Linked DNA regions of Homo sapiens: region 2 is linked to region 1. A link is a contact called in ENCODE Hi-C or POLR2A ChIA-PET data. All regions are on one chromosome and are shown on one strand. The core of a region is the stretch at or near the end of the contact, and the rest is flanking DNA. Distances in the headings are between cores, read along the strand shown. Region 1 has its middle 4.1 kb from the start of LINC03066. Region 2 overlaps EXOC2 (exocyst complex component 2).

The links. A loop is a pair of places that touch in the nucleus more often than their neighbours do. ChIA-PET counts read pairs that join two places held with the same protein, here RNA polymerase II (POLR2A). Pooled maps may share reads with other maps.
Region 2: a map with no recorded cell type shows a loop between it and region 1 (2.3-fold over the local background). The contact joins two enhancer-like sites. A Hi-C loop is called at or near these places in 1 of 168 maps with a recorded cell type or tissue (naive thymus-derived CD4-positive, alpha-beta T cell), 4 of 37 single-sample maps with no recorded cell type and 8 of 50 pooled maps. POLR2A ChIA-PET finds 5 or more read pairs at or near these places in 4 of 52 experiments (OCI-LY7, WTC11, activated B cell and 1 more).

What each region holds. Positions count from the first base shown.
Region 1 is chr6:208,290-210,871 of GRCh38, reverse strand. No RefSeq gene overlaps it. Among named protein-coding and RNA genes, the nearest start is that of LINC03066, 4.1 kb to the right of the region's middle. RefSeq lists enhancers at 601-800, 1,612-1,661. Within about 2 kb of position 1,296, at least 2 of the 41 ENCODE cell types and tissues checked have a DNase peak (open chromatin) inside an H3K27ac peak, as active enhancers do.
Region 2 is chr6:489,003-491,584 of GRCh38, reverse strand. EXOC2 (exocyst complex component 2) reads left to right here. Exons shown (of 28, transcript NM_018303.6): 26 at 399-460; 27 at 2,547-2,582. Among named protein-coding and RNA genes, the nearest start is that of IRF4, 99 kb to the right of the region's middle. Within about 2 kb of position 1,289, at least 4 of the 41 ENCODE cell types and tissues checked have a DNase peak (open chromatin) inside an H3K27ac peak, as active enhancers do.

The DNA of each region.
Region 1 (2,582 bases), core at 47-2,546:
CGTGGTGTGAAGGTGAGCATGGCCATGCAAGTGCTGCAACAGCAACAAATCCTGTGTCACTGCATTATTAAATAGTACTCATTTTCACTAACGGAGGAAAGAGGAACACACTGGTTAATTCCCTATGTTGTGTTCCAGGGAGCTGGGCACAGCTGGCATCATATCATCAGGAGACTCTCCACACATTCCAGGCACTTAGAGAAATGGGAAACGGCGCAGGGTGGGTGGAGAAAAGGAGAAACGAACATGTTCAAAGGATCCGCTCACTTTTCTATATCGCTAACAGGTCAAGCCATTTGTTTGAGCAGAGGCATTTTGGGGTCTATGATAAGCAGAGTGAGGGCCCGAGTTGAAGACAGTGGGAGACTGAGGGAGGAGAGGAAGGGCATCTTAAGGCAGGGGGCCCCCGGGCCAGGGCCCCCCAGGGAAAGCCTGGGCAGTGTGTGACTCGGCCTCTGAGCCGTCCACTGCGAGAGCCTCTCAGCTGAATCCTTGATATTTTGCAACACACGTAATATCATGGCCAATGGTCTGAGGGTGTGGGATTCACTCAAGCTGGGGGTGACTTCCACATTTGGGTGTGTGTAGAGGATGAGGACAGACTGGGAGCCAAGACCCCAGGAAGTCTGTCATGCAGGGAGCACAGGTGTGGGCACCTCGGCCCCTGAGGGTCCCTCCCGACATCTGGAGTATAAGGAACCCAGCATGAAACAAACCTCAGGAACCAGGGAGACCTTGGCCGCACTTGGGCCTTCAATACATGAATGTGGAAGAGCCTCGTACCATTCAATTATTACTCACATGAAGCAACTGCTGCGCTGTCGTTGCTGTTTTTGCTTGTACCTGTCCCGCCCCTCCCCCAGCAAAGTCAGTTAGAAGCAGACGCTGCTCAGTAACCAGTGGTACTTTCATTATTGATGGCTTGGTTTCATGCTATCTGTGATCTCCTTCCCTTTCTCTTTTTACTGATCTCACCGGTATTTGAAAATTGGTACACGATGTAGCTGACTACACCGTAGTCAATTTTTTGATTTCCCCATCCACCAAGAAACGCTCCCTTACGGGTCAAAAAGCAATTCCCCGGCTCTCTTCCCTTTTCCTGCGCACCGGCAGGCAGCCTTTCCTGCTGGTCCCAGTGCTTCTCGGAGGGCACCATCACGCGCCGCCCTGGCCTCGCCCACGCAGGGCTCTGGAACGGCCCTGTGGCTGAGGCCAAGGGCACCCCTCCAATGCCCACTGCCCTGCTGATATCCCCGACACCGCCCACCTCTCCACCTTCCACGCTGCTCCGCCCTCCTCCGCCACACACACTCCAAACCTGCAGTATTCTGAGAAACGCTGATTCACGTGTCAATGGGGGGTATAGGAAGAGAGATGAAGATAGTCAAGTTTCCATTCTCAAAATTCTCAAAATTCAAAGGAAAACACCATTGAGGTAGCTTATGATTATTGGCACCTTACAGACTGGGAAACTGAGGCTCCTTCTGCCAAGGACGAGGGGCAGGAGGAACCAAAGGTCTGCAGAGAAGACAGAAAGCTGCCAGCGCCTCTCCAGGGCCTTGATGGGGAGCTGGTGCTCGGCCCCAGCAGCCCTGGGGCAATCTCTAAAGCAGAGAAAGAGAGGTGCTTCATGAAGAGGTCTTGGGCTTTCTTTAGAATTCAGCCCTTCCCCTTTCTTCTTCCTAGGGGACTCCCAGCATAGTTTACCCTGGGAGCCCTGACTGTGTTGCAACGGGCTCAGGGTAGAGACCCGGTGACATGGAACCAGCCAGGCAGCAACCTATGCCTGCAAGTGAGTGTGGAGAAGAAGGAGGTGCAGGATCTGCCGCAAGGAGGGGCGCTCAGCATCAGTCTTGTGAAGTCATCAGTGTGCTCCGCTGTCCATGTAGCAGCAGTTACACCAGCCAAAGAGAGAAACAAAGTCAGGGCATGTGTACGTGCCCCGGTGCCCTTTTGGTTTCCGTTAGGCACCTTGCTCAATTTCCTGATAAACAAAACAGAGCCATCTGTGACTCTTCCAGCACACCTCCACTTTTAGGGAATTTTTAGGGATTTTAGGTCCCAGAGAGGAGAAACAGAACAGGGGAAGAAGTGCCCGATCGGTGTTAGGGGCCATGGTTCGAGGTCCTGCTTGTGTGACCTTCAGCAAGTTACCTTCCCTGTTTGCTTCCATTTCCACACCTGTGCAACAGGGCTGCGCTCTGTCTGAGAGACTAGAGGGTCACGTCGGATCATGAATAGCGTTTGGAACTGCTAAACACGCATTCAGTAATCTCATTTGTCAAGGATGGGAGCTCAGACCACAGGGCCTGTCTGAGACACAGCTGGGAAGTTTTTTTCTAGTTTCCCTTTTCTGAAAATCTGCTCCCACTCGGTGGTTTCTCCTGCCTACCACTGGCACCCAGCGTCTGGATATGTTGCCTACTGCACTGCCTACCAAGAACGCGTCAACGTTATCCCCATGTTGTGTGAGAGCAGGAAAAGAGGGTCTCCATCTTCGAGCTGAAGAGTCTTTCCCAGAGTGGATGTGCAGCCACCACCTGCCCAGGGGGTATTTTCCCAGAGCATCATTTCTACTCTAC
Region 2 (2,582 bases), core at 40-2,539, 280 kb before region 1:
GCCACATCCTTACCTCTGTGGGACACGGGCCCTTTCAGGGCAGTGTTTCAAAGTGTCTTTCCTCTTGCAAGACTAAAAGAAAAATTAGTGGTTAGAGAGTAAATACAGATGGCTGGAAAATCATGACACAGTTTGTACTTTTCATAGTGAGATATCTAGTTCCCTGCCCTCACACAGTCATCCTTGACTACAAGTTAATTTTCAGTCAACGAACATTTTGTGGTAGCAAATTTCTTCGGACTGTTTTAGAAACTCTACTCATGACTGGCGGTCACCATGGTGGTATTACGCCAACCCCATCCTACGATGAGCAGGCTGGAGACCCTTAACCTTAGTACTTGTTTATATTTGATAATATAAATTTTCCTGTTGTCACTTTGTCTTTTTCTCATTTTCAGGCGAGACTTGAAATCTGTGCTTTGAGGGACACTGTGGCTGTTTACCTGACACCCGAAAGCAAGTAAGTGGCAGTGTTCTTTAGTTGAGTGCTCTATTAAAAATAAAGGTTGTCTTACTAGTCAATTCTGTCCTCTGTAAAGATGACTGATCAGAGCACATGCTCATGAATTTGTGATGTGATAAAGTTTATGTCAAGGCCACTTTGTAACACAATGTAAATGAAAGGGGTTTAATATAATTTTTTCATTTACTACTGACAAATCTTAGTCTTATAATACAGCAGAGTATGACATACTTCTTAAAGCAAAAGAGGATAAGAACTGAGTCTTAGTCTGTTCATAGCAGACTCTGAAGGACAGCTCAAGTGCTGTAAATATCAGTATAAGAGGAAGCCTTGTGGTTTCTCTGCAAAATTTTGTAGTGGAAATTTGATAATTTTTAGCTGTTTTGAATGAAAGTCAGGATTTCCTACCATTGAAATATCAGTAGGTGAAGTGAAGCAGAACTACTGTTTGTCTGTGCAAAATTGTTTACTACGTGGGCAACATTACCTAGGAAATACTGGGTTATAGTGTTGATGTGCCTGAGAAGCCAAGTCGTATGCAAATGAAATGTTTGAGGACACTGTAATATGCTTACTCACTCATTTCCAGCATCTGATAACATGGCTTGCTGTCATTCTGTCAGCTTTGCAACTGAAAATACGTTTTCCATTTTTTCCTAACCAATGAAGTTAGCCTTTCATTCCCGTCGGTCACAGCTCACCAGCAGCCATTTTTAGTGGGCCATGTTCACTGTTGAGCCACACCTTTTCCCAGCCATCGTTTGTCTGTACAACATACTAACAGGATGGAAAGCACCCAGCCCATGTTGGATGTGTGCACACTTCATGCAAATGCCTACCCTCTTCCTGCTGACTTAGTTTTAGAGTATAAGGTACTCATCTATAGAGGAAGTTTAAAATATTCTAGGCAAGCTTTTGAGGGTGTTAAATGAGAAAATGTGCCAAATCACTTTTTAATTTTCAGTACCCTGCCAATAATATGTAGTATGTTTATCATTATTGTCATACTGTCAAAACAATTACATCACATTTCTTTCAATTAATCAAAAAGAGGTTCATAAGAAACAAGCTGATGGTGGAGGTAGCGGCAGTGGCTTCCACACCAGGAAAGAGGCCGCTGAATGTGGGAAGGGACCCGAGTGCGCCAAGCCACCCGTCCCACACCCCACCGCGCCCTCCCGGGAGCAGCTGGAGATGCCCAGCACCGGGTTTTATGACTCTGTTGGAACTTTTCAGTCTTTCTCTCTGTTGCTGTGACACTTGCCCCTGATTTGAGGAATATTGCTCAAAAACGTATTTCCTGGTAGATTGAGGATGTTTTTACAATATAAAAGCAACGACCCCCTAAAGTCAAGAATTGCAGTATTTCTTCACCTTAACCAATCATAAGAGAGATAAAAGAACTGTTCCTTTGTGAATGGTACAAGTTAATTACCACAGTCTCCCCTATGATGCTTTTCATTTGGTTTGGTAATTTTTCTAATACTTTCTCCTTGTAAAAGCTAAACATCCCACAGTTTTCTTTTTAAAATTCTTTCCTTTTACCTTCATGTAAAGAACTTACATTGAATTTTTAAAGCATCTATATAGCTCTCCATTTTTCTACAAGTTTTAAGTAGACTGTAATTATTACAAGACATTGGCTGTAGATCAGGCCCTGTGCAGGCCAAATACTGTAAACACCCCACTGTGTCATCTTTCAGAAGGTCATCCCCATTTCTTAGAGTAACTGGATTATCCCCAGCTGCTTGTTTTGAAAAGACTCCTTTTAAATTAAACATGTTCACATTAAGCTCTCCTCTATCACTAGCATCCTTTCGAAGATGTTTTTCCTTTAGCTTTTCAAGTAGCGTTTCATTTCCTATTTGAGTTTTTCTGACCCCGTTGCTACAAAGCCTCCACCTGGTAGCTACACCTTCGCTTTTACTTTTACTTTTTCTATTGTTTTTCACTTTTACTTTTTCTCATATTTCCTTGCTTCACTGGCTTTTATTGGCTTCTCAATAATTAAGGGATGCTTAAGAATTTGTCAGCAGTTCTCCTGTGCAAGGCTTCAACTTCAGTGTGGCTGTTTGTGTTTCAGGTCAAGTTTTAAGCAGGCTTTGGAAGCCCTGCCCCA